Linked DNA regions of Mus musculus: regions 1, 2, 3, 4, 6 and 7 are each linked to region 5. Evidence: chromatin loops called from intact Hi-C (ENCODE). Cell type or tissue: left cerebral cortex. All regions are shown on one strand.

Region 1 (4,000 bases), 560 kb after region 5:
GTTATAATCCAGAGCCAAGACAAACGAAAGCAGAATATTCCATCTACTAGTAGAGCCAACAGGTTCCCGTGGCTTCTTCAATGTTTAAAAATCAGGTGGTTTATCTGAACCCCACACTCCAGTCAGGATTTATTTTTGACTGAAGCTACCCACCCTGTGCCCTTCCCTTCTCTGAACCAGCACCTTAATCCAGTCATTACCTTTGAGACTTTCCAGTCCTATCTTCACACCCAATTCTCACTCGACTTCATCACAACCTGAACTTGCCAGCACATCAAGCAACCTCACTGACAACTACCAGACCATTTTTTTAAAAGCTTGTATGGTAGCAAATAGCAAAGGCCATGCATCCATATAGACCAGGGCTTCTCAGCTTTTCTAATGCTGTGAATCTTTAGTACAGCTCTTCATGTTGTGGCGACCCCAACCATAAAATTACCTCTGTTGCTGCTTCATAACTGTAATTTTGCTACTGTTATGAATTGCATTTTTCGAAGATCTTAGGTGACCCCGTGAGTTGTTTGCCCCACCCCCCAAGAGGGGTGGTGACCCACAAGTTGAGAACTGCTGATCTAGGCAGAGCCCCGTGTATGAAGCAGGCTCATAAGTGAACAGTAACAACCTTGGGATAGTGCACTCCAATGAGCGATACACATTGCAGCTCCAGATGGAAGGGACAGCTCACAAACATATAACAAGGAGCAGGGATTTGAAAGAACATGCTCCATATGATCACGTAATTTTACATATTTGTATTAAATTTTAAAAACACATGTATTTGTTTTCAACTATTACTCTCTTTAACTATAATATTTTTAACTGTTAAACTATGAAATAAATTCGCTAGTCACCCTGGATTTCCAGGCCCATCTCCTTCTATGCCAATGAACTTCCCAGGTTGTTCTCTGAGTAACACCATGATGGTGTGGTCTCCCAGCTGACCATATCTCAGTAGCTCTGAATATCTCCCAGGCCCATGAGAAGCCACTGGAAAGTGAACAAACACTTCTGAATGCCTCCTGTGTGCTAGGCCAGGTCCAGGCTAGAGTTGCTATTCGGTTTTCTCTGTAGTAGAATTATTAGATGGCAGAAAGCAGCATGCAGAGGCTTGAAATACGGCCCCATAACGGGTTATTTGACCCCGGCAGCAATCTAGTAATAGCTATTTTGTTTGAATCAACAGAATCTCATCTTCCCAACCCTGGCACCGTGTCCCTGCTTTATGGCTCTCAATTCCTGTCTCACATCACCCTACATTTTGTATAATGACTTTTGAAAAGTGTCTTACATCATCCCACTCCTCGATGTCGGGAATCACTTTCAAGAAAAGCACTTTGGGGGTGAGATCTCACACTTGGCAAATCTAAGCACTACCGTGGAGACGTAGAAAGCAGACACGAAAATAGTTTTTAGGGCAAATTAGGTCATACATTTTGGTCAGAGTCAGAACAATTTTAAAAAGAAGAAGAAGAAGAAGAGTTTGCTAAGGAGCGAAAGAAACCGGCACCTCCTTGGGGTGACTTTGAAACCTGCTGTGTTCTGGATAAGGAAAGCCTGGGTGTCTTCTCAGGTTGCTCTCATTCTGAGCTCCCCAAATGGGTTTTCTGAGACATCTGCTGACCGGCTTTTGTTCTCAGTGAATTCATGTTCCTGGTGCTGCTGCGTTTATCTTCTGTCTTTGTCATTCTTCACAGCTACTCGTCTTCCTGCATTGAAACTACATTCTGAGGTTGACAGCTGAGGAGAGAGCAGAGCTCTATGAGAACCAATAAAGTAACCAAGTTTCCAAGTGACACTGTTTGAAGCTCATTGTGGAGACCAAGATCTTAAATCCAGACCCTGGGGCCTGCAAAAGCCAGGGCTTTCAGACATTTAGGAGGTTTCTGTGGACCAGAAGCCTGGCTGGGAACATCAAGAGCCAAGACCTAAAGGAGTCTATACATAAAACTTACTTACCAAACTGACCATGGTGAAGTATGTTCTGGGAGCTAGCACTCAGGAGATGGAGGCAGGAGAACCCAAGAACATGGTCTACTTGGGCTGCACAGAGAGACTCTGGATCAAAAAACTCAAACCAGAGCTGTGTTGGTTGCTATGATAAATACCATGATGAAGGTGACTTATAGAAAGAGAAGTTTATTTGGGCTTACAATGCGCTATGGATGAGTGACTATCATGGTGGGGAAGCCAGCATGGGAGTCAGTAGAAATTTGAGGTCACACCTCAAATGCCAGCACAAAATGGAGAGTGTGAACTAGACAGTGGATAAGGCTACATGCTCTCAGAACCTGCCCGCCTCTGGTGACAACTTCCTCAGCAAGGCTGTGGCTCTTAAACGTCCCAAAACAGGGCCACCAACTAGAGACTCAAGTGTTTGAATGCCCCAGGTTATGAACCACACAACCCATTCCAGTCACTTCAGAAAAGTGTCTGAAAGCAATAAGGGGGTGAGGGTGGTGTTGGTGTGTTTTTGTTTTTTTGTTTTTTGTTTGTTTGTTTGTTTTTATGTTTCTGTTAGAGAAAATATTGTCCTCTTCAAGAGGGAACTACTAGACTGGTTTCCAGGATGTGGTCTGCACAGTCCAGCATTGCTCACCTCACCCTGCAGGGTGGAGAATCTGGTAGTTGTTTCATCTACAAGGCTGTCTGTCTCAGCAGTCCCAATCTGGTCCCAGAGTCCTAGAGGATCGCCGGAGAGCTGCTGGTCTTCAGTCTACATTAGAAGCCTAAAGACATTGGTTCTGATACCAGTGAAGAAATACCGGGACAGCAGGATAGAGGAACTTGCCAACAAGGTGAGAGGCAACAGAAAGGTTTCTTCTTCCACATCCCTTGATCTGGGCTGTAATCGGAGGGTGCTGATGTTTAGGGTGAGTCTTCCCTGCTCAAAATTATATGATCAAGAGCATTCCTCATTGGGGCTGGAGAGGTGGCCCAGTGGTTTAAAGCACTGACTGCTCCTCCAGAGGTCCTGAGTTCAATTCCCAGCAACCACATGGTGTCTCACAACCATCTGTAATGGGATCTGATGCCTTCTTCTGGTGTCTCTGAAGACAGCGACAGTGTACTCCTATACATAAAATAAATAAATAAATCTTAAAAAACAAAACAAACAAGCAAACCATTCCTCACAGAAGCACCCAGTAACTTGTGTTTTAGTTGGTTCCAAATGCAATCAAGTTGATAATCAAATTAACCATCTTGAGGGTGGGGGTAGGGGTGGGGGTGGGGCTGCAAGGGCTTAAAAATCTCTTCGAGAGGGAGTGATGTTAAGAAATTAGGCAAGAGCAAAGAGCCTTGTGTCCCCACTGGTATCTCTTTTTCACACCTAAGCACATTGGCTCAGACCCAGAGCAGGGTATAAAGCCCCAATGGCACTGTCCAAGAGGTCACTCTGTCACAGTATAAGACAGAAGGAGCCAGTCTGAGAGGAGTACCGCCCACACAAGGTTGTGAAAGGGCCACAGATCCAAAGGTTCTCCTGATCCAACCAAGGAGTCTGCAGAGTGTGTGGGACTGTTTAAGCAAGGCCACACTTGAGTCTGAAGGTGCTCCCCTCCCTATCCTAGACAGTGATAGGAGAAGCTGCCTTTGGTAGTTAAGTTACAAGGATGGGACAGTGCCCTTATCACAGGGGCCCAGGAGATAAAACCTCACAGCCCTTTCACCATGCAAGGACACAGCACACAAAATCAGGAAGAAAACTTTCAATAGACACCAAACCCCATGGCACCTTTCATCCTGGGCTACTCATGTTCCAAAACCTTCTCTGCCATAAGTCACTTAGTCGGTTGCATTTTTATAGCAATCCCAGCCAGAAGAGGACGCAGCAGGCAGAATTCAGAGACTGAGGCCAAACAGCCTTAAAGACATCTCTGAAAGTATCAACCCTGGACCAGCAGTCTGAGGACCACCAAACGGAGACGTCTATCAGTTTCACCGTCTTGACACCTCCAGATGAAGACAAGGGTAGGACTCTGAAATGACTCCATCATTACCC
Region 2 (4,000 bases), 310 kb after region 5:
AGTCAGGCAAAAGGGAAGCCGAAGAAGGAGATGTGATCCCCTGCTCTAAGGAGCAGTCATCTCTCTAGGCTACCCCACCATGAGTTCACAGGGCAGAGACGGTGGGTGAGGATATGAGAGATGGGGGAGACAAGAGTGTCTTTCTCAGTGGGAGATGGACAGAAAGGAAGAAATCTGCCTCTCCCTCACTCTCGCCATCCTCAATTGATCCTGCAGCCCAGAACAGCTTCCAGCCTTGGGAATACACTAAGCAGATGTTTTAATGGAACCTCACATTGGACACCACACTAATGATCATTAAAGACTAATTAATTCTGGTGGTAATGACTCCACTATCATTTTTATTAAGGTGCAAGGGCAATCTGTAAAAAGAAAATCATCTTCCCAGCTAAGCAGACTTTCTTTAACTCGTCAACACACTGCCAAAGAAAAGGGAACATTCTGCCAGCACTCAAACTGGGGGAAAAAAGTCCTCAGGCAAGTTTATATAAAACCCCAGAAAAGTGATACATAATAAATTAAATATCCCGAAATAAGCAAAGCATGAATATTTAAGCACTGGGCTAGTTTAATTCGGAGCAAGCAATGAGACCCATGCTCTTTACACAGGATGGAAAGTTTAAGCCGGGAGCTGCCCTGGGTCCCTTTTTATTCAAGACACTGGCAAACATCTTGTGTCACTAACTCATTGTCGAGCTGTAGACCAAGGTCAATATTTCCAGGGACTGGCATGGACTCCTGTAGTCTACTAAGATGAGGAACTGGAGCACAGAGCATACATACAGCGTGTGTCATATGTAAATAGCTTATGGGTGCTAAATGATAAGCCAGCAGTATCTTGTTGGGGTCCAGAACACAACCGAGAACAATCACAATAGGCAGAAGTGAGGACAAAGAGAAGTGAGCTCAAAGAGGGCAGCAAAGGAGAAACAGGATCATACCGCCTCTTCCAAACACAGTAAGAGGAAGCGCTGCATACTTAAGGAACTTCTCCCTTCGTGAACTTCAGGTTTGATCCCCATCAAAATTTCTGCTCTCTGATGCTTAAATAAAGTTTATTCTACCTTATGTCATGTTCTACGCGGAGTCTGGTGTGCACAATATTTTTGTGCACAAAAATAACACACACGGGATTGGGAAATGGCTCGGTTACTAAAGGGATTGCCATACAAGCATGAGGATCTAATTTGATCCCCAGCACCCATACAAAAGCTAACTATGATGGTTTGGGCTTGGGATTCTGGTGCTGGGGAAAGCTCACTGGCTAGCCAGACTCAGCAAACCTCAAGTCTTTGTGAGAGATCCTGTTTCAAAAATCAAGACAGCCAATGTCCTGGTGAACAACATCTAAGGTTGACCTCTGGTTTCCAGATTCACAGGCATACATACCTGCACGCGCGCGCGCGCACACACACACACACACACACACACACACACTTCACCTTTAGCTTTTTCCTATTGTTTTGTCATGTGCAGTCTGTGTGTGTGTGTGTATGTATGTGCATGTGGTATGTGTGTGTGTGTGTGTGTGTGTGTGTGTGTGTGTGTGTGTGTGCATGCATGTGTGTGTGTGTGTGTGTGTGCATGCATGTGTGTGTGCATGTGGGGTGTGTGTGTACATGTGGGGGGGTGTGCATGTGGGGTATTTGTGTGTGTATGTGTGTGTTTGTGTGTGTGCGGGGGGGTACTGATGAGCCTCACCCAAGGGAATAACGCACAGAGAGACAGAAAGATGTCAAGAAAGCAAAGATGAATAGCCTCAGCATTGCAAGCCACAGAGGAATGGATGCCCGGAGTCTTCTGGTATGGGAAACAGATTCCACAACTCGACACTTAAAAACCATTTCCTTGCTGCCTGGCAAAGTAGGAGAACATCATATGTGTGATTTCATTCGTCCTCCCACGGTTCTGAGATAGGTGTTAAAACCTCATCCCTTACTGTAGATAGAAAAAAAAATAGACATCGAAGGCAGAGGACTTGCAGAGGCTTCTTCCTCCAAGTTCATGGTCCTCATCACACACCAGATTAGTGGGTGATGGTCGAGTCGGGAAGAGAAGCAGCAGGAGTTAAGCATATGTCAGATCTATGCAGACACAGAGCCGGGGACAGGTCTGGGAGACTCCCTGTCCTCACATGGTCATATTATAGTTTACATGCATCTACCTTAAAACGCGGCTAGCTGATTCCTGAAAATAACTTGACAGCTCAGCTAAAGCAGGAACTGCAGGTTCTCGATGCTATGAGTGAAAACCGCCCGTCCTCTCGCTCCAGCAGAACACAATGAAATGATCTGTGGTTTTGGGTTGGGTTTTTTTTTTCCCCAGACATGGAGTGTTTTCAAAACTCTTGCAAACTCCTCTATGTTCTTGTTCTTTGAAATCTGGCAATGAATAATGAACTAGAAACATCTGGGATGATTCCCCCCCCCCCCCGCCCCAATACTACACAAGAATGGACTTCTATTCTTGTTTCCTATTCAAGGAGACTAGAGCCTAGAGAAACTGACTGTGTCCTGGGCATGCACTCAGGGACCAGGGGACAGCAACAGGGGCAGGATGCTCATGTCTCTTCCATGAGACACAAGTTCCCCTCTTTGGTATCGGCAGATTTCCACACGAGGTATGACCTGTGTGGATAGCCATTTCTCAGCCAGCTTCAAATGCTTTGCACAGAGGATGGTGATACGTAGGGGAAAGTCACCTGGCAGGCTCTGATCCTCCTGGATTCTAAACATGCAAAGGCAGGGGGATGGACGAGAAAGAAGAGAAGCTTGCTCCCATTACTTGCTGATAGAGAAAGCACTGGTTCCGTTAGGGCTTTGAAAAAAAAAAATCCACTCTCAGGTGGAATCTAAGTGCCATTTGATTGAGTCTTAGTGCCATCGCCCTAGACGAATAGATTTTTCCCTCCTAGTGTCCACTTTATCAGCACCCCTTGGTCTGACCTTCAATACTTCACCAAGCTACCCTGCTCTCCAGCATCCCAATCATTACATCATCATCCTTCCACTCAGGGAAGGGCTGTACTGGAGTTGGGAAGAATTGTTTGCTTCTGAGTCTGACCAGCTGGGCTTCTCCGTGCTTCTGTGCTGGGATAGCTCACAGCAGCACACTGTCTCTTCTATGACTGTGTGGTTTTCTGATTAGTACTTATTCATAAATGAAGACCATAGACCAACCTGTAGGTCTCAACCCGACAGGGGTCACACATCAGATACTCTGCACGACAGATACTTGTGTTACAATTCATAGCAGTAGCAAAATTGTGGTTATGAAGTAGCAATGAAAATGATTTTATGGTTGGGGGTCAACCACAACCTGAGGAACTGTATTAAAGGGTCGCAGCACTAGGAAGGCTGAGAACCACTTCTGTAGACTGTTCTTCGATGGTTCAGATGGTAAGTGCATTCATGTGAATTCAGCCACACTGGGTTGTGTTCACGGAAGGTAAAAGGTGGCTAGATTTCCTTGCCCTTCAGAAAGTCATTTATTGAAGAGGGATTTTGCTTTTTATTTTATATTTATATTGTGCATAAATATAATGCCATAGATTGTAACCTAACAATCTACATTATATATTAGTATCTATGATTTATTTTTACGGTATTGGTTAAATTTGTACAAGTAAGAAATATGCTAAATATTTTTCAATGGGAGGTACAGGTAGGCTGACCTAGAAATCAAGCTCCTCCTAATCAACTCTTCCAAATGCTGGGATCCCACGTTTATTCCGTGAGTGGCTCACACTCACACTATTACACAATTTGACCTGCATTTTAAACGACTGTCAGATTTTTGTTCATACATTTTGTAATCGTATAGACACATTCATTTTAAAGACACCTAAGGATGCAGTAATTTAAGAAACTACTATCAAAGACTGATAATTACACCTTTTAGAGGTAATCTCTGATTATATTTAGATATATGCCATTTCATCTTTGTTTCCTGTATATTTGTTCCCTGTATATTATACACATATATTCTGTATATTATATAT
Region 3 (4,000 bases), 380 kb after region 5:
TCCTGAGGAACCCCCCCACCACACACACACACACACAGGTTATGGAAGTGGTACACCTGTCTAGGGCAAAGACTTTCTTCAGACCAGTCAAGGGGAGAGCAAGCTGTGCATGGAGCTCCAAGGATGTACCTTGCCTGAGTCGCCACCCATGCTGGGTTGGGCTTTGGGGTGATACAGTGGCCTTTGAGTCACTCATGTGCGTCTAAATCAGCACCCATGCTTTGTAAGCAACCCCAATAAACTCTCTGGTTCAGCCTGTCAGACTTGAATGGACTCACCTCTCTTGTCTGTCATCCGGGCCCTATCTGACGTGAATAGGCATTTGTTCCCATCTTCCCAGGAAGTCCCGATGAGAAAGATTCCATAAGACCCTGAATGTGCTGTAGTTGGGACTGTGGAAAATCCTGGAAATGAAAAAGGAAAGAAAATTATACAAAGATGTCATCACCAGCCAAGCATGGGCTAGAGGCACAAGTAGCATTCACAACCTAAATTATCTTGAAGACTTAGGACTGTGTCAGTTGGAAGAACAAGGTGGACTGCCTCTATGTCCCTGTATTCAACTGAACTTTATTCTCTTTTCGTTTTGTTTTGTTTTGTTTTGTTTGTTTTGTTTTGTTTGTTGTTTTTGTTTATCAAGACAAGTATTCTCTCTATAGTCCTGGCTATCTTAGAATGAGGGCTGGCCTTGAACTCAGAGATCCACCTGCCTCTACCTCCCAGTGCTGGGATTAAGAGCATGTGCCACCACACCCAGCTAACAAAGCAAATTCTGAACTTTATTCTCTACACAGAAGAAGTCTTCACCCTGTCTGTAGCCCTCGTTACACTCTCTGATGCTGGTAACAGTACAAAGTAATTAACGTGGCAACGAGAATTACAAGCAAATTGTAAAACCCTTCGCTGAATTACATAGATTCTTAAACTAAGCTCTCATTTGCGTCTCACAGACTCTCTGCGTCTCAGTCCAGATGTATCTTGTGCACTAGCATTGTGTGTTTGTTAGAGTAGTGGGGTTTTCCCCCTCCTCACTCTCTGATGCAGTAGTGAAGGGGTGTCAATCCATTTTTTACAGTAAAATCTCATTTTTAAATGCCTACCTGCTAAGAATAAAAGAGATTAGAATTACTCTCTCAGTCTACAATGACTGTCCTTTAAGTGCTTAGGAGGGACCCCGATTTTGAATTATCAGTCATCTAATTCCTGGTTTTTTAAAAAAAAGGTAAGAAACTCATATAAAGTATAATAAAATATGTACTTATATCAATGTCTAGGATCACAGTCTGAAGTGCCTTGCTGGGAGAAGAAATTCCCTCAGAGATTCCATCTAAAAACACCCCAAACCCTTCTGATTTGGGGTTATGTACCATGCATCTTTATATAGCCAGGTTCCTTTCATCGTGTAGTATTCTCTGTACCAGTTAAGCTCCTTAAGTTTGTCTCCTTCCACTCCCACATTTGAGTAAAATGAGCACCTTTCATTGCACTGTTCATCTTATGACTTTGGCTCCTGCCTGTCACATCAAGCTAGGGACTTCCTTGGATAGAAGTGACAAGCCAATCTGTCCTTCAAGTCAAACCACAAAGGCATTTACACACAGACTACATCAAGCTCTCTTTAGAATTCTTTTCCACCAGTGCGACTGTGGATCATGTTCGATATTTGAAGAGTCAATATAGGAAACAGCAGTCATAGAGCTGGCTGTTATTATCCATTGTCATGCATAGCCCTCATCAGGCTCATGGCTTTGATGTTGGTTCCCCAGTTGGCGGTGCTATTCAGGGAGCTTTTAGGAGCTAGGACCTAGGTAGCTGAGTCAGTCACTAAGAATAGGCACTGAGGCTCTGGTACCACAGATGTTTCCAGTTAGGCTCTGGTCCCTGGTCTTTGTGAGATGAACGGCCTCCGCCATGTGCTCCTGGTCATGAGCTGAGTGACTGTGCCACGCTTTTCCTGCCATGATGGAATGAAACTATGCTGACCCCAAATAAAGTTGCTTCTATCAGATACTGTGAGTACAGCAACGCAAACTTAGCTGCTGCCAGTATCATACCATAACACACTCAACAAGTCCCTCTTGGAGCTTTCCTCCTTGAAAACCAGAAGCTTTCAAAGGGAATGGTCGCTCATTCAGCATTTCTTGTATAGACTTCATGGTTGTTTCGCTATTGGTTTGGTTTGGTTTGATTTGGTTTTCTCTTCTTTCCTTTCTGCTTTGGCTGGCAGGGAAGTCAGCTTTGCATTAAAGCAGTGGAGTCCCTCAGTCTATTTCTGATATGATCATCTCTCTGTTATAGTACCAGCCCTCATCCTGTATAAATCCTCTCTGGGGTCTCAATTTGCATTTAAATGTCTATCGGATATATTGAGTCGATTTTGAAAGTGCTCACTAAGTAGTAAATATAAATAAGTCTTTGGGCTCTTGGGCAAAAGGAAGACCAGGGACATATTTACTTACTCATCTGGCAACCCTGGGTAGAACTCCATGTAGGCCCTGGGCTTTCTTTTTACTGCACGCAGACTAAACAACCTCCAAGTATCTTCTCCATCCAGTGTTCCCATAGTCTCTCATTTGAGGACAATGGGGTTTAACTTTTAAATCATGCACCTGTGGAACAGCCTAAAAAGCTCTTACTTTGGAGCACGTGCAGCCAGGCGCTCACGCTCTCCACTCTGCCTCAGAGAAACCGTGCTGAATTTTTATTAGCTCCATTAAAAAAAAAAAGTTGAAATCTATGGTATTGCACTCGTCATCTTAAAATAAGATGCCAGAGAAGTTTTGTGTCTGAAGAGTCTTGAAACAGGTTTGACCTTGGCCTCTGTAAACTCAAGTACTGTCTGCAAGCTCGCCTGCATAAAGCCATGGTCCTGGCTACAATACTAGACCCAAGAAAACCCTTTGACAGTTTCCCCAGCACTGATTGATTTTCAATACATGAGAACCAACCCACATATACCTTAAAGGAGGAAATCAGCCTTAAGCTACTGCCTGGCCCTGGGAGATATCACAGCCTCGGGATCCCTGTTCCCCTCTGGCTTTTTTTCTGGTGTGCACAACCTTGCATCATCTGTGAAACCTGTTTTCTTACTTCTGTTTTCTTACTTCAACATCTACTTCATACAAGATTCAAACTCTTAAACCGAGCTCTCCTTTGACTGAACTGAATTCCCTTGGAGGAATTACCCCAGTGTCCAAACAGAGCATCACTTAGTCATTGGGCAATGCTCTCAGGAGACAGGACAAGGTCCAGAGAACAGCTGCATATCTGTGACCTACTCCCACACAGGGCAGTACACTCATACCTGGGCTTTCTCCAGACAATAACTGTGACTTCCAAAAGCCCAGCATCCTCAGCTATATCATGTGGATGATGTAGAGGCAATGTTATTAAATTACCTTCTAATTAATTGGTTCTCAGTGTTACCAAGACAGATTGCTAGTGGCTGAGTACCTTGATTCTGTGATTTAGTTATTACCCAGTCTAACTCTAAAGAATTAAAAGCATCTGCAAAGTCAATATGGGAAGGCATGTGACCAGCACTTAGCCATTGTTAGTCCAGGTTCTACACATGCCTGTGCTTCTGTCATAGGTTAAAGGTGAGAATGCATGACGACAAACTAGAAAATCTTTACAACAGCCATCTCCCAAGAGTTGACAGTGCTCTTTATATAGAAGCCCTTCCCTAAATACTGTCTGGTTGGAAATGGTGTGTATATTCAGGTATATAGAGAGCTCACACGAAGCCCAACATCCTACTATATCCACTTGAATCCATTCTCAGGCCTCGGTTTGCCCCAAGTCTTCCCAGCCCAAGCTGTGGCTTCTGTATTGCTAGGCACTCGCATTCTCCACTCTGCCTCAGAGAAACCATGCTGAAAAAAAAACTGTGTTGAAGTCTATGGTGTTGCATTCGACATCTCAAAATAAGATGCCAGAGAGTTTTCGTGTCAGAAGATTCTCGGAGCCGGTTTGACCAGAGCCTCTGTTAAACTCAGGT
Region 4 (4,000 bases), 700 kb after region 5:
GGTTCCTCGCACCCACCGATACTTGCCCGGGCGTTACACCGCAGAGGGGAGGCAAGTTGCTCTCCCAGTGCCGTTCCCACTCCAGCGACTGTTCTGCCTCGAGAGCACCTCCTGGGCTTAAGCCTCAGCCAGGGTGGCGGGCGCCGGCTCGATGCTCCCAAGCACACCCCGCGGCCGACTCCCACCGCCCGAAACCCGGGCGCCCGCAACAGGTTTGGGGTTGCAGGGCAAACTTACAGTAGTGGCGGCTGGCCTCTGCACACAACCGGCTGCGGTTCTTGCCTCGGTCACCCGCAGGGAGCCGACGAAGGGCGTCTCTGTTCCAGGAAGCGGTGGCGATCGCCGGGGAGAAAGGAGCGCTGGGAAGGGAGGCGATAGCGTCCGGGGTAGTGGCTCCCGGGCTGGTTTCGGCAGGCAGCTGACCTCGGTCTCCGGATCTGCTGCTACGGACCTGGCGCCCCGGCCGGGCCAAGCGTCTGCCGGCGCGCGCCTAGCCAGGGGAGAGTGAGCCTGCGGCGGCCGCGCCGCGGAGGAAGGCGGTCTGCACGCAGGGGGAGGGAACGGGGTTGCGGCGTGAGCGCTGGCGGCCGCCTGGCGTCGGCTCCGGGTCTCTGCAGCGCCTCCGTCGCGCCGCTGGCTCTGAGGCTGCGGGAGCTGACTGCGCCGGGCCACCGTGCGCCGGCCTATAAGTTGCGCCCGGGAGGGGGCGCGTATGCAAAGAGACTCGCTAGGGGGAGGAGGGAGGAAGCGCGTCCACTACGCGGGCAGGAGCGGGAGGAGCTGGGGGGGGGGATGACGGGGGGGGCGGTTAGCCGGAGAGGAACTAGGGGAGTGGGGCGGGGAGCGAACGGAGACAAAGCGGACGCCCTCGCTCAGCAACGGGCAGCTGCAGCCCTCGGGGACCGGGAAGAAAATAAGTTTTAGAGGCTCGGAGGGTCTTCGCCTCCTCGGGTCAACCCCATTCAAGGCTAGGTCGGGGGCTGGGGCACCCAACTCAGGGGAAAGCAGCCCTAGGCGCTTTCCTGCGCTCGAGGGTGCCGGGATCCTAAGAATGCTCAGTGGAGTAGCCAAGGCCAAGCTGGGGATCCACCGCTCCCGCATGCACTCACTGGGTTAGACACCCCAGCGGCAGGCAGAGCCTAGTTCCCGCAGGAGCAAGGGAAGAAGCCTAGGTCTGGACCTCGGGGAACACTGCAGGTTGCGCAAGTGGACATTGGGTTACTTGCTGGCAAGAGGCCAGACTCCAAACTCTTGTGGGGGGCTTCCTTCTCCACCCCAAGTTGGTGAGGAAGCCGCGGCAGGACTCTGTCTCGCTCGGAGCTGGAGCCGCAGCAACCCCAGCTGGGTCCTGAGGGCCCACGTGTTTCGCAACCAATCGCCCAGGGCCGCTAGATTCAAAGCCAACTCCTCCAAGGAGCAGACACGCTGCCTCCTCCTGGTAGGGAAGATGTCTGTTACCTTCGGAGACTTGGCCTTTCCTGGGTTTGGTTGGTTGGTGGAGTCTGGAGTTCAGTCAAGAAATAGCGTGTCCCCCCCCCCCAAAAAAAACAACAACCATCACCCCACACACACACCTAAAGTCTCGAGGGCCTAGCAAAAGAAGGAACTCTATCCTAAATAAATAAATAAATAAATAAATAAATAAATAAATAAATAAACAAACGTGGCCACAACTGTTTATGACTCTCATTTTTGACTCTCTGTGCTGGGAGCTAAAACGACACTTTGAGTTGGCTCTTATTCGGCATTTGAGATATGTAGGGACGAATTGTATAGATTATTAGCCCAAACCCTTTATTGTGCAGGTGAGGAAAGAGAGGTCTTTGGCGATGTGAATTGCCTGGCTGGAGACCTGCAGGGCCTCAGTAGTGGCCAGGGAGTTTGCCCTATCCTCTTCATCTCCCCAACGCTTCGCCCCCAGTCTTCCTTTTCTTAAGACACCAGGCGTAGCAATGGTTTAAACCGGCGCAGGAGGCTCCACATGGCGCTTCCTGAGACCACAGACTGCTGAAACCCGCAGGGTTGGTCCTTTATCCCAGCTCCCTCTCTCTGGCTTCCTCTGCTATTGAGGCTGATAGATTTTGCTCATCGCAAAGAAAGACAGTGCCCTCTTAAGTCCTTTCTTAGCATTAACTCGTCAGCCTCACGACAGCCTTTTCAAATCTGTTTCCTATTTTAATTTTTGATAGCGTCTTGGCTCCATTTTGCTTTACAGAGCCAGGGAAAAAGCTCGAGGGATTCAAGGTAAGAACCAGGTGTGGAGGCCCCCAGGGGCAGCAAGGAGCCAGGCAGGCAGAATTCCGTTCCCAAGGAGAGAAAGATTACAACCAATAGAAAGCAAACGGATGGAAACGGAGTTCGCATCAGAGATAGGCTCTGACGAGAGGAAGATAGGAACAGGTCTCCGAGTCTTTTAAAAGCATATTTCTATGTCCTGTGGAGGCACCAAAGCCCACTACTGTGCACTTTCTGGCCCTTTTTCTTTGTTTTCATCTGTCTGGGTTTGGGTCAAACACAAATATGTGGGTTTAGGGCACTAACAGTTCATGTGTACCAGTGGAGTGGAACACTGTTCCATTAAGAAGTTAGCACATCTTCTCTTTTGACAAAATATGCCTGTCTTTCTCCCAAAGCCACCTAGAACTGCTGCTGCTGCCTGGAAGCAGTATATATACCTATGTCAGCTGGTTGGCTGGGGGTTTTGCCAGGAGAAGTCAGCTGGCAGAGGATAGATAATCGTTTCTATTGCATCTCCCACCTGGAAGTTGCAGCATCCACAATGAAGTAAACAGTGAAGTTCGCTTCTCTTTGTAGAGTGCTTGGCTAAGCAAGAGGGCTAAAAGGATGCTAAGTCCAGCTGTTAGCTGCCGCTGTATCTTTTCTACCTAATGTTACCACTTCCTGTGCTTCAAATCAAGAAAACAAAATCACAGCCTAGAAACTTCTGAAATGAAATCAGTGACCATCCACATCCCTTCCTCTGCTAACGGGAGATAAGCAACTTCCGGTGACGGAATTTGTTTATATAGGTTACACAAACCAGGAAATACTGAAAGACACAGGAAGTGAACTTATATTTTAGAAAAGTGCATGTTTCCAGTGACCCTCAGACATGAGCCAGAGTATGAAAATTCTTTCGACTGCTGGGCGGCTTCTAATGCCTTTCTCACGGCTGAGAGTGATTTGCAACTTAGTGGATTTATGATCATAGAAACTCAAACTATATCTTTTTATGGTCTCTCCCAGCCAATGGCAAAAGTCATTCTTATCACCTTGTTCACAGGAAGCAAAGGTGAGTCGTGTGCGTGTACAGGAAGAAACCGCTCCACAGGATTGTGATTGCCCTAGACTACAACAGACAGGGCCGGATGCCGAGGTGTAAGACCTCAGGAGAGGAGGCCACTCCTTAGCTTTGTACAGCAGCCTGAGCTTGATTCAGGATGCTAGTTAGGCTGGTCCCGCTGGCCGCTGGAAAACTGTCTTTGCCTGGCCTTGGGACTCTAAACCAAGGTTGTTTTGAATGCTGTTAAGAAGCTGTGCCCAAGGCTTTGGCCTTGTTATCTTCCTTAACGATATTATTTTGCTAGGCTGCAAAATCAGCAGCGTGGGGTTAAATGTATTAGCTGCCTTCAAACCTAATCTATCTTCATTCATTCCTAATTATTCTCAGGCTGAATTAATGAGAGTGATTTAATTAACACCATACAATCACAGTACCAGGGACTGGACAGCTCAGGGGATTAGACCAAACTGGGCCAGGCAGCTGCCACCCGGCCACTTACAGGTTCCCAAAGCCTTACCCAAATTCAGACATGTCCCCTGCTGGGATTCCAGAAGGGCCCCCTTTGTTCTTTGAATCACTTCCTCAGTCTGTGTGAGGAAGATGGCAGCCCTCCTACCTAGGCTTTGAGAACCAGGCCCAGTAGAGTCAACATGGCAGAGGGCCAAATGCCCACCCAAGGTGTGATGACTAATCTTTATTGTTAACTCGGCTGGATTT
Region 5 (4,000 bases):
CTATTCTTTTTTTTTTTTTTTTTTGGTTTTTGTTTTATTACAAGCACCCAAAATTATTTTCCCCTCCCAAATTCTGCTTTATTTAACCCTGGCTTTCTATTTTCAGAATGTGCACATATGTTTTTCATTTCGACCGGCCAGATTCATCAAGGGAGTTGTACTGCTCTGGGTGATTTCCTTTAGAAGAGCCACATTATGCCATTGAGGAAGTGCTCTCTAAAAATACTGAGGGTTTGCCGCCATCAGCCCCGCCCCAGGGACAGCTGGGAGGCTCCTCTGTGCCCTGCAGCTGTTTGGAGCCCTCCCCAGGTCCTCTCCTCCCTTCAGGCAGGCCAGTGAGGGTTCTCCCTGTCCGAATCCTACAGAATCTACACCCATTTGCTAGACCTAGAACAGCCTGCCCTGCCGTTAGGATCAGGCATGGGGTGAACCTGTATGCCAGAAGCCATCCTTTTTGGCTTGGCTTGGATTACGGTGCTCTGAGAGTTTGGTCTCTTTATACAGTTGTTAAGGGCAGAAGAGGATCCCTCAAAGAAGGACCAGAGTAGCTTTGCAGTGGGCTTCAGGGAGGGCCTTTGTGAAGCGAGCCCCTGTCGGTCTGAGGTTACAAGCTCATGAGTACACTTACCAAAGGAGACTATTATACTCTACTGTCCAGAATGGTCAGTCCAGTGGAGACCCTGTTGCCCACCCTGAAGCTATGCCTGAGGGTGCAGAAACTTCTGGAAACTCCCCTTCTACCTCTGCTCGGCCCCATCTTAGCTTCCTCCAACGTTTAACTGTTAATGTGAGGAAGTGGGCAAGAGGAACAGACTGGCTCCTGGTTTGGAGATGGCTTGACTGTCTCTTTAGGCGTTAGGAAAAGTTGCTATAAATTGTCCCTCCAACATCCTTGCCTAAGAAGTGCTCGCTTGCACCGGGTGACCTTGGCTTTTCACTGGGTTCATTCGAAGTGGTTCCCACTCACAGAAAACTCTGGCTTAGAAGAGGCTTTCTGGAATCCTGGGCAGCTGCTGTTTCCTAATGGTGATACATGTGATTTTTAAAATTTAAACAAAGAGAAAGGGGCAGCCCCTTGTTAGAAATAAAGATGCGTGATGATACCATATTTTTAAAAGAAGTTTATAAACATCACAAAATGAGTATTTTGGTCAGGATCCTGGTCAGATATTGCTCCAATGAAGTTGGGGGTGGGGTGGGGTGGAGCAGCCTTGAGAAGCCTGGTTTAAGTCAGGAAAAGGTGAACATAGCCTAAGTTTTAACTGAAATCCATAAAGCAATGATGAAATCCTGCCGACCGAGGTTTCACCGGTAAAGGTAAATTTGTATTTGGTACTTAACATCTCTGGATGTGTTTTCCTAGGTCAAATGTATTTACAGTGTTAAAGCTTAAGTGGGAAGTGTGAGCAAAGCTGGAAATGAGGAGAAACTGAGGCAGGCTCTCAGTTTTTATGACTCTGAGACCATAAAGTGTTAGCTGCCTCCAGCCTTCTTAGATCAGTGCCCTCTGGACCTGCGTTCTAAACCTTGTCCATCAGCTGCTGCTCTTGTACTGGCCTCGAGGGAGCCTTTTATGGACCTGGGTCTGCCAAGAGACCTTGCTGTAATTCCACTGGGCACCTGTTTTAAATTACTTCTTTCCCAGGCAGCTTTGTCCTATTAAATGAAAGCGAGATGTAGACTCGGTACCACAAACAGCCCATGGACACATGAGCCCAAGAAAGAAGCGCAGTTAAAATGGCAGGTGGCAAAGGATGCTGCTTGGTGTCTCTTAGCCTGTAAGCTCCGGGAGAGCAGGGACTGCGGGCTTCCTTGCGATCTCTAGCGCCCCCTGTAGGTTCATTCAGTATGTATTATCTCGTGATGACTCCTTTTTTTGAAGTGTGCTTCAGTTGTGGGCAGAAGAATGTAATTGGCCGGCTGACGTTTGATGTTGTCCTTTTTGTTTCTGTCTCAATGGCGTGCTTCCAGCATTAGTCACAGAAGGGACAGAAGGAAGAGGCTGTTGGGATGTGGATCCCGGGCTCCAGGGTGTGGTAACCGACTTGGCAGTCTCTGATGCAGGGGAGAAGGTATTGTTAATTGTTAACCAACTTGCTAGTAACCAGAACCTATTGCTTTTGTATACAAAGTAGATTCAGCTCTCTGGCAATGAGTGGATTGAAAATACCTTTTTCTGAATTGTTTCTGATTTATTTAAATATCTATATTGAAACTTTCTAAACTATTTCTTCTTTAAATGTTCGTGGTTTTTATATATCATGTTAAAAAGAAAATCAACTGAGACGTTATTAAAAACCAAAACGAAAAGCTTGACAACCCTCCTGTGTATATGTGTGTCTGCACTCTCTGACTTCCGGCCTACTCTCTGCATTGCAAACCTTTGCTTTTCTCACTGCTTCTGGCAACTCCCTGTTTGAGAGGTGACCCGACACTGGGACGCTTCACCACCAGATGGCGCCCGTGAGCTGAACTGATTTCCACTTTGGGACGTCTTGCTTCTGTTCTCTACTGTGATCCTCTGCTCTTCACCTGTATCCCACCTTCCTCTCGCAGACTTGGAATCCACGTAACCACCCTTTGCCCGTGCTACGATGTTCTCTGATTCCTAATATATGTAGGCTGGACCTCTCTGTGTAGAAATTATATGCATACAGCTTCCTATTAGCTTGACGTGTGTGATTTCATAAGAGGGGAGGAAGAGCTCGGTGCTCCTGGGAGGTGGGGAGTCAGGTCAAGGGTTTTTACTTTGTCTAGCATTGATTTAGCTCCATTACCAAGTATTAATGCGCACCAGTGTGGGACTACGACATGTTACAGATGCAACATCTTACTGTTACATGTTTTCCAGATACGTGGCATAGGACAGAACCAGTCTGGCTCTCAGAACTTCACAGAAAAGTCAGCTCTGACTTAGTATTCATTTGCAAAGCTCAGAGGCCCAAGTTAATTTATGAATACAGAATTTTACTCTACTTACTCTGATTGTAAGCTTTGAGCTAGTTTGCCTTAGCTTGTCTGCGCTTCTCCGTGTGATCTTCACTTTGAAGCGTGAAGCCAGTAGCTTACAATCGCTCCTAGGTTGTTTGGGAAGAAAGATAATTGGTCGATGCAGCCTAGTTCTGCACAGAAAATGGCTTGACTCTGACTCCTGACTCAGTTACAGGTGGAGAAGTGAGTTCAGGTTTTAACCTCTGGAAACTCTGACACTTGATGGGGCCTTTTGAGAATGGAAATAAACAGATAAAGCAAGTATATAGTGATGTCTTGGCGTCAGCGTCCTTTAAAAGATTAGATTAAAACAAAATTCTGAAAGAATTAAAAACAATACCCAAGGGTAGAAATTCTCCTCGCATGGATCAACTGTAGTTATACAGTACCACCACCAGGTGGCGCATGAAGTCCATTAAAAAGACAATGTACACTTTCTTCTGTCTTCCCAAACCCAGAGGTTCGAGCAGTAACCAAATGTCGCACAATCCAACCCATTTCTACATGTTTGCTTCTTGGTAGAATATAAAATTTGGAAATATCATGGTTTTTTGTTTTTGTTTTTTGTTTTTCCACTAAAGCAGTGGATGGGCCAAGAAGGGCTCATAGGAAACGCAAGAACTTAACCACCAAACCAGAGTATATTCCGTACATTTGGGCAGAGTTCTAAAGTACCGACATGCTTCTCTCTATTCTACCTTTGTCCCTTCCCTGTTAATGGACTGATTAGCAACAAAGTCTGTAGTGACAGTATGAAGGCAAAGGAAATGGGGCTCGCTCACCAGCAGCTTAAGCTCCCAGCCTCCTTGAAGCAACATGGTTGACTTTGTTTAGGGCTGAACATGACGTGTGCTCAGACAGAAGCAAGCATCATCCAGGAGGCTGTAGGCTCTTAGAGGCTAGGGAAATGAATGGTTTCCTAGTTCACAAAATGTGGAGTTTGTAGCATTCATGGCTACTTATTAAAGAGAATGCGAGCAAGTGTAACTTATACTCATTTATTTGTTGA
Region 6 (4,000 bases), 390 kb after region 5:
CTCCACTCACTGATGATCATCCTAAGGAAGTTGAAATCAAGATTCTTGTCACGTGCCAGCATCTGACTCTAGGTACTGGCTTCTTCAAGCACGGTGAAGCCAAGACCTCTGAAGACCAAATTCATTGGTTCCCACTTTGCTGCGACTGCAGTATCTGACCACAAGATTTCAGGTGCTGGGCTTCCTGAGCACAGAGGTCCCACCTCATTCCTCTTTGCAGCTCTCTCCCTGTCCTTCCTTCTAACCCAAACTCGGAGCAGGTTCTGTCGTGATGTTGGTACCATTTGAGAAGACACAGTGGCATCCATGTTCTGTGTCCCGAGTGGGCATATGTGTGCTTTGTCAACACTCAGCTTCCAGGTGTCTTTCTTGTGGAGGCAGCCTCTGTTTCACTGGGAAGCTCACCTCTTATTTTCAGCCTTTGTTATTCTAGGGGAGATGACTCATCCTGACATATGATTCACAGCATCTGAAGAGACCATTGTACTGAGCATATGACTATCAGAGTCAATGAGGGAAGATTGGGGTCCTAGTGAGTACTGAGAGATCTGTGAGGGAAACAGCTGTCCTTCTTTCTGTCTTTGAAGCTGACAATCATCTTGACATGGAATAGAAGTGAGGTTTTTTTTTTTTTTAATCTTACAACAACAAATAAAATAGCTGTCAAAATATCACAGTAGTGGAAAGAGCCAATTGGAGGGAAATCTTTCTTTCTGTCCAAGAGAATGAAATCTCTGGTCTAGATGGAGAGCTAACACGCAATTGGGCAGGTTGGGTGATCTGGTTAAGGGACCACCCCCAGGAAGGCAAGTTCACCCTAAACCCTGCTGAAGAGGAGGGAGGAATAATTATCCTTTTAATGAGATACGGTACTTTTCCTTCATTTCCACCTGCTAGCACAGTCCTACAAGGCAATGTAAAGTTCTGCTCTGTCTACCCACCTTTGTTTAGACTCAGAAAGGCTTAGCTTTTCTTTTGTCTTCTTTTTCTGTCTCTCTCTTTGAGCTGCTGAGGAGCCTAAGTGTGATTTTTTTCCTGGTACTTTGGGTTTCCTTACTCTCTCCTCCCCACCATGTGGCTGCTCCTCTGCCATATGGCTGAGGCTCCATGCTGGCTGAGCTGCTTCACCCTTTTCCTTCTCCTCTCCAAGCTCCTCCTCGGGCAGCTGCCAAGGTTTAGTTTTCCTGCTCTTGGGAGGGAGTGGTGGTTTCTTCTCGTGGCCTTCCTTTTTTAAGATTTCTTCTCATGGGCTGGTGAGATGGCTCAGTGGGTAAGAGCACCCGACTGCTCTTCCGAAGGTCCGAAGTTCAAATCCCAGCAACCACATGGTGGCTCACAACCACCCGTAATGAGATCTGATGCCCTCTTCTGGTGTGTCTGAAGACAGCTATAGTGTACTTACATATAATAAATAAATAAATCTTTAAAAAAAAAAAAAAAAGATTTCTTCTCATTAGGTAGTATTGGGGAATGTGATGTCTATACATCACGTGTGTGGCTATGTGTGGGACTGTGGGTGCCCATGCATCCGGAGGCATCAGATCTCCCAGGGTTTCTTCTGTTAATGCTTGCCCCGCTGCCTGCTATGAGCTATCTAACCTGGGTGGTGGGCACCGAACATGGATTCTTTGAAGAAACAGTACACTCTCTTAATCCCTGAGCCAGACCAAGATTTTTCAAGAAAATTGTCCCCCAAGCTTCTGTTTGAGTCTGTCATTAAATTATTTTATGAATGGGATTAAGAACCCCAAAAGGGACTTTGATTTCCCCTGTACCTACGTGCTGGCTCCTGTGGAACTCACTGAAATTCCAGTCAACAGTGACAACAGGTGAGATTGCCGTCGGCCCCAAAGGTACTTTTCCAATGAGCACTGACGATACCCTGCTGACAGTATTTAGCTTTTCTGGCAGTCTTTCATTTTTCTGTCACTTAGGACTGGCACAGAGCCCTGAGAGACACCCACTTTGCCACTAAACTGCAAAAATGATCATGTCTACTAGGGAGTTTGAGAAGGGGCTACTTGGGCGTAGGGTGGGGCTGTTCATGCTGATGTTGGAAAAGAGTGCAGCCTGGGAACCGGAAGCCAAGAGCAATGGCTTCCAGTTGAGTGTGTTTTCCTTTTCCACACACGTTGTCTTCTGTGAGCAATAGTCATTAAGAGTAGCCATCTACTCTGTGAGTGCCTTAACAGTGCAACTGGGCCAGAGGAGCTTGCGAATGAGTCACCTGCCAGGGAGTGTGCTGAGGGGCCATCTTCAAAGCCACTGAGAAGGCCTCTCCTAAAAGACGGAGGGTAGACCAGGCAGCTGTGGCAGAGTTGCCAGCAACTGGCAGGACCATGGCAGCTATAGAACATTCTAGTCACGCATAGTCTTTCCACAGAAGATATGGCGGCAGTGAAGAGAGACTATGCCTCCTCCAGATTCAAAGATGGATTTATTTCCAGAAGTATCTGCCCTTGCTGGATTTGGGTAACGCGGTTTCATCACTAGGTTCCATCAATGCATTGTCCAGACTGGGGTGGGGAGTAATTCCGAGTAGAGAAAATGCTTAGCATTCTTAACACACTAGGTTATGTTCCCAGGACTGTAGAAAAATGAAATGCCAGTGGGCTGTGCCCATTGCTTAGTGAGTGTCTCTGATATTGTTAACTTGAAGAAACTTGAAGTATGGGCCTCTGCTCTGGTCTCTTCCTCCAATGTTGATGTTTTTCTCAACTAAAAATAGTAGCTTCCTGCTTCCCTGCGATCAGGCGCCTTCAACATCAATGTTGAAATATTTACTTCAGCTGCAGGAAAACGAGTCTGTTATGTCTCCACGGCTCGGCTGGCGGAAGCAAAGTTTTCTTGGCAACACCCCTGCAGCAGCCTGCAGGAAAGGGTCACCCGAATCTACAAAGGGGCAATCGGCAAAGACTGCCTTTCTTCTCTCTTCTTTTTCCCATTTAGCTCTGAGCTATGAACATGCTTAAAAGCACAAGTGAGGGGGCCAGCTCTGAATGCTCTTTGTTCTCAGAGATAAGTTCAAAGATATCAAAAGTCACCCTCTAAGGCTGCAGGGAAAATGCTTTCTTTCTACTTAGCTTTTTTTTTTTTTTTTTTTTTCAAAAAAGTTGAAAGTCTACAGGCTTCCCAGAAATTCAAAGGTAAGAACCAAGAAGGTAGCTGAAGATTGTTTCCTGACATTGGAAAAATAGTTTTCCTTTTCTTCTTCTTCTTCGTTTTTTTTTCCTTTTTTCTCCCACTGCCCCCCAACCCCCACAGGCAAATCATATTCATGCAGCTGTGCCTTCAGAACAATTAGACACACCTAGACAACCAAAAGGCCATGCCAAGAAACTGTCCCCAGGACAGAGACAGTGAGTGTTCTGACATCCTATGCACCGGTCGGCTTTTTACAATCTGAGGCCCTTCCACGTATGTTTCCCACACATAAAAAAAAAATAATAATGCAAGCATCTGACCCATATGCCAGAGTGTCTTTTTCTCTCTGTTGCTGGCCAGAGCAGCTGGGAAAACATAACCTAGGACTGAGGAACCCTCTGACACATCAGTCCACCGAGGTCCTTGGGACATGGTCAAAAAGATGTCTGGATCTTTAAAAGACACTGATTGTTTAAAGAATGAAATCATTCCTCTGAAACCTTAACTCAGCATCATAATTGGACCCAGAAAGACACTGCGAGAGTCTCACCGAAAAAGACCCGTGTGTGTGTGTGTGTGTGTGTGTGTGTGTGTGTGTGTGTGTGTGTGTGTTGGGGGGTCGTGTATGGAGGCCAAAGATCAACTTTGGATACCCTCCCTCACATGGTCTCCACTATTTGATACAGGGTTTCTCATTAGCCTGGAGTCCCCATGTCATCTAGACCTCATGGCCATTGAGCCCCTAGGAAATCTGTCTGCTCTATTGACCCCGGTACAGGAATCACAAGTATGCACTACCATGTAGCTCTTTAACATGGGTACTAAGAGTCAAACTCAGATATTCAAGCGTGTACCC
Region 7 (4,000 bases), 190 kb after region 5:
ACTCCTCCTCCATTTCCCTTCACAAAAGAGCAGGCCTTCCAGGGATACCCACTGAATACCATGTAACAAGATACAGTACACTAGGCACAAAGCCTCCTATCAGGGCGGGGGTGGGAGGGTGGGGGGGTGGGCGGGGGGGGGGCGGGGGGCAAGGCCTAGGAAGAAAAAGGGTCACAGGAGCAAGTGAAAGACTTGGAGACAACCCTACTTCCACTGCTAGGAATCCCACAAAAACACCTAGCTAAAAACCACTAATATATATGCTGAGGACCCAGCACAGACCCGCGCAGGCTCCGTGATTACCACAGTAGTCGCTGTGAGCACCTAGGAACCCTGCTTAGTTGATTCTGTGGGCCATGTTGTCCTGGTGCCCTCAACTCTCTGGCTTCTGCAATCCTTTTCTCCCCTCTTCTGCAGGGTTCCCTAAGCTCCAAGAGAAGGGGCATGGTGAAGATCTTCAATTTGGGGCCTCTATCAGCCTTATGTTTGGTTGTGGGTCTCTGCATCTGTCCCCATCAGCTGTTAGTGGAACCCTCTCTGATGACGATTGGACTTCCGGGGGGCTTTCTCTTTCTGAGCCGTTTGTTCCTTGCACTTCACGTTACAAAGATCGGCTTCCAATTGATCCCAGAGTTCCCACAGCCGTCATGTGACAGGGATGGATTTGTGCTGATTCTCGGGACTGGCAAGAAGATTATGGGAGTTACTGGTTACTCTAAGAAGGAAACATTGTATGATAGTAGAGTTAGCATGGGCATTCCTTAATGATAAGCAGAAGACATAGTCTGATTGACCCCAGAAAATTTTTGTTTTGTTTTTGAGATATGATCAGATGTAGCTCAATCTGTCTGGAACTCACTATGCAGCCAAGATGGACTTTGAGCTTCGTCTTTGTTATTGTTGTTTTAAGATTTCTATCTATTTTATATATATATGGTTGTGAACCATCATGTGGTGGCTGGGAATTGAACTCAGGACCTCTTGAAGAGCAGTCAGTGCTCTTAACCACTGAGCCATCCCTTTAGCCCGTTTGTTTGATTTTTTTCCTTAAATCAGTTTTAAATAACTTTTTTGTGTTGTTTGTGTTCAGAATACGTACATCTGAACGTAGGGGGCATGCACACTCACCAGAAAAGGACCTCAGGCATCCTGTTATTTTCCTCTCTGCTTTATTACCCTCAGGTGATCTTCCTGCCTCTGTCAATAACACCCTGGGTTACTCATGGCCATGCCCAGCTTTTTATGTGGAAGCTGGGGATTTGAACTTGGGTCTACATACCTCTTCAGCAAACTCTCTTACCCACTGAGCAACCTCCAAAGCTTAACTCTGACCTTCTGACTCTCCTGCCTTCACTTCCTGTGTGCTGAGATCACCAGCTTATACCAGCAGGCCCAGTATATTTGGTGCTGAGAACGGAACCCAGGGCTTCATGCACATCAGGACAGCATTCTGTTGAGTATCCTTCACCTCTGCATTCTTCTTTATGGATCTACAAGGCCCATAAAGGTTACTAGCCGTGGCTGGAGGGTGGAGGCCCAGAAGAAACTCATGTTTGTATGCCCACATGCATCCTGGCTCAACCTAGCAAGGATGGGATCCCTGCCAGGCAGAATGTAGGAAATGCTCAGCCTCCCTTCCCAGCAGAGACACACAAGCTCTGGCCGGCTGTGCCCTTTCTCTATAGGCTCATATGCTCAGTTCTGGCTGTCTTTGCCTTTTAGCCCTTCCTTCCAGAGTCCCCGACTCACCTATCCGCTGGCCTCTCCTCAGCCTCTGTGGAGGACTGCACATGTGTGTGCAGACACACTTCTGCCACCTGGAGTCCTCTCTGTGTTTCCCCCTCTTTGTCTCATTTTGGTTCACAGCAGGGCTTCACGATTCTCTTGCATTCTGTTAATAAAAATTAAGCAATCAATTTTCTTCCCCTTCATTACATCTAATTCCCTCTCTAACTCAATTATTATTGCAACCCTGGCAAGTGCTTTGCAAGGCAGATGGCAGGAAGGACAGGTTGCCAAAATAAAGGGCATTGTTTGCTGAGGGATATTGTTTCCATGAAAGTGATGACACTTTCCTTCCAAGGATGGATTATTTTTTTTTTCTAAAATCAAATTCGTGTAGCTCTGTTAATGGAATAGGTTCGAGCAAGTGCTGCCAAGAGAAACATAGGCACATACAACAAACTATAGCAGCCATTAAGAGTACTTTATATAATTTAGTAATGTAAAATAATACGATGATATATATCATTTTCTTCGAAAGAAATTAGAATAAACGTATGATGTGACTTTGTGTTCCCAGCCCTTTGAGTTCTAAACTATCTCATTGCAAAGGTGGTTTATTTGGTGCCACAGTGCAGAGCCAGCCTGACAGATTAAGTCATAGTCCTTTATAGTGTTGCTTGGGAAATTTCTGTCTGACTAAGAGTGGCGGATATCCAAGCTCAAGTGCAAGCTCTGATCGACTGATCGATGGGTTGATTGCTATTGTCTGTGCCATTGTGAGAAGTAGGTAAGAAGGCAACGGGCACTCTCTGTAAGGAAACCCCTAAGGAAACTCAGCAAGAGTGGAGGGAAGTGTTCTTCCTCCGGGTTGAACCCTGAAGAAGTTTGGAAGGCTATTTTTTCCTCTTGTGCATGTGTGTGTGTGTGTGTGTGTGTGTACACGCACGTGAGCCTTGTGTGTGTGCTTGCATGTGTGTACATGTGCATGAGTCCTTCCGTGTGTGCTTGCATGGATGTGCACATGCGTGTATGAGCCTTGCCTATTGTGACTCAGGAACTACCCACCTTATTTTCTTGAGGCAGGTTTACTCACTGGCCTAGAACTCAACAAGCAGGATAAGATAGCTGTCCAGTGAGCCCCCATGGGTCCATGTCCTCAATTTACCAGTTTTGAGGTTTCAATTTTTGTCACCTGCCTGGCTTTTGTGTGTTGTATATGGGTTCTGGAGAACTGAACTCTGGCCCACATTCTTGTGCCAAGCACTTTCCCGTCTAAGCTATCATCCCAGCCATTCCCCTTTTGGAGACAGGGGTTTACTATATAGCCCTGGTTGGATTGGAGCTCACTGTGTAGACCAGCATGCCAGTTCTTTGAACTTACAGTCGTTCTCCTGTCTGTGCTTTCTAATTGCTGGGACTACATCTATAGAACACCATGCCAACCCCAGCAGGCTATTTCCATATTGTATTGGGTGGAGAGGCTGATCTGTTTTGTTGGGGTTTTCAGCTTGTTTGTTCTGTTTTTCTAGGTCTACTGTAGAATCAGTCTCCTTATTTGATAATCACACTCCAATTATAATTCTTTCTGCCATACTTATTAAACTGCCTTGACTCTCCTGCCTGTGTTTTCCTGGAACACTGCCTCTAGACATTTGTTTGTTTTTGTTTTTTTTCTAGAACACAGTAGAGTCCCTGAGATGGAGATCTCAGAGTCAAGATTATCAGTGAAAGGACCTTAGCCTACATCTTTCTGCAGGCCAGGAAACCTGGGCATCTCTGTCCATTAATTCCCAGAGTGGACTTGAATTTATCAGGACATAGTGAGTCTAAAAACATCTGGCCAGCCAGACATGGTGGCGCACGCCTTTAATCCCAGCACTTGGGAGGCAGAGGCAGGCAAATTTCTGAGTTCGAGGCCAGCCTGGTCTACAGAGTGAGTTCCAGGACAGCCAGGGCTACACAGAGAAACCCTGACTCGGGGAAAGAACAAAACAAAACAAAACAAAACAAAAATCAAAAAACATCTGGCCAAGATTTCCCTTCTCCTAAAACAACTTGGACATGCATTGCAAAAGAGATTGCTGGACATAAAGATGAAAAGTGTTTCCTTTGTACGATGCATTTATAACACAGGATAAAGCAGCAAAATACACTCGTCGTTGAAAACTCAAAAAGTGCAAACGAGCACAGTAAATTTTAAAAACAAAAAGCAAAATCACCTATAATTCTGGTCTATGGAGACATTGGCCATTGAAATGTTAATTCGTCTGAAAGC

What was found. Peaks named below come from ENCODE experiments on the same cell type or tissue, not always from the same donor. Only the 100,000 strongest peaks of a DNase experiment are listed, where the experiment ranks them.
Region 1: a loop joins it to region 5, with 2.7 times the contacts of the local background. A loop is called at or near these places in 2 of 42 quality-filtered maps.
Region 2: it touches region 5 in a loop (2.7-fold over the local background); 4 of 42 quality-filtered maps call a loop at or near these places.
Region 3: a loop joins it to region 5, with 3 times the contacts of the local background. A loop is called at or near these places in 5 of 42 quality-filtered maps.
Region 4: it touches region 5 in a loop (7-fold over the local background); 41 of 42 quality-filtered maps call a loop at or near these places.
Region 6: it touches region 5 in a loop (4-fold over the local background); 4 of 42 quality-filtered maps call a loop at or near these places.
Region 7: it touches region 5 in a loop (4-fold over the local background); 3 of 42 quality-filtered maps call a loop at or near these places.

The regions. Positions count from the first base shown.
Region 1 is chr13:97,377,878-97,381,877 of GRCm38, reverse strand. Gm33447 (a long non-coding RNA gene) reads right to left here. Exons shown (of 3, transcript XR_001780846.1): 2 at 2,597-3,070; 3 at 1-1,737. Among named protein-coding and RNA genes, the nearest start is that of Gm33447, 3.7 kb to the right of the region's middle. In left cerebral cortex, no CTCF peak of the experiment used is centred here; DNase peaks (open chromatin) are centred at 1,350 and 1,591; H3K27ac peaks cover 618 bases.
Region 2 is chr13:97,630,197-97,634,196 of GRCm38, reverse strand. No RefSeq gene overlaps it. Among named protein-coding and RNA genes, the nearest start is that of Gm34087, 9.4 kb to the right of the region's middle. In left cerebral cortex, no CTCF peak of the experiment used is centred here; DNase peaks (open chromatin) are centred at 477, 1,149, 1,928 and 2,165; H3K27ac peaks cover 3,710 bases.
Region 3 is chr13:97,560,264-97,564,263 of GRCm38, reverse strand. It overlaps Gm5086 (predicted gene 5086), which reads right to left. Exons shown (of 3, transcript NR_046157.1): 2 at 279-404. Among named protein-coding and RNA genes, the nearest start is that of Gm5086, 2.3 kb to the right of the region's middle. In left cerebral cortex, a CTCF peak has its summit at 1,731; DNase peaks (open chromatin) are centred at 1,854 and 3,898; H3K27ac peaks cover 2,707 bases.
Region 4 is chr13:97,237,767-97,241,766 of GRCm38, reverse strand. Enc1 (ectodermal-neural cortex 1) reads right to left here and starts at 662. Exons shown (of 3, transcript NM_007930.4): 1 at 238-662. In left cerebral cortex, CTCF peaks have their summits at 601, 1,429 (motif pointing left) and 2,103; DNase peaks (open chromatin) are centred at 1,102, 1,345, 2,043, 2,670 and 1 more place; H3K4me3 peaks cover 1,794 bases; H3K27ac peaks cover 2,224 bases.
Region 5 is chr13:97,937,532-97,941,531 of GRCm38, reverse strand. Arhgef28 (Rho guanine nucleotide exchange factor (GEF) 28) reads left to right here. Exons shown (of 36, transcript NM_012026.2): 31 at 1,972-2,072. Among named protein-coding and RNA genes, the nearest start is that of Gm34388, 46 kb to the right of the region's middle. In left cerebral cortex, CTCF peaks have their summits at 1,823 (motif pointing left), 2,449 (motif pointing right) and 3,376 (motif pointing right); DNase peaks (open chromatin) are centred at 1,883, 2,456 and 3,414.
Region 6 is chr13:97,547,497-97,551,496 of GRCm38, reverse strand. No RefSeq gene overlaps it. Among named protein-coding and RNA genes, the nearest start is that of Gm5086, 11 kb to the left of the region's middle. In left cerebral cortex, no CTCF peak of the experiment used is centred here; DNase peaks (open chromatin) are centred at 394, 1,110, 1,954 and 2,753; H3K27ac peaks cover 3,388 bases.
Region 7 is chr13:97,748,902-97,752,901 of GRCm38, reverse strand. Rps18-ps4 (ribosomal protein S18, pseudogene 4) reads right to left here and starts at 1,790. Exons shown (of 3, transcript NR_152263.1): 1 at 1,750-1,790; 2 at 1,333-1,490. In left cerebral cortex, no CTCF peak of the experiment used is centred here; a DNase peak (open chromatin) is centred at 1,721.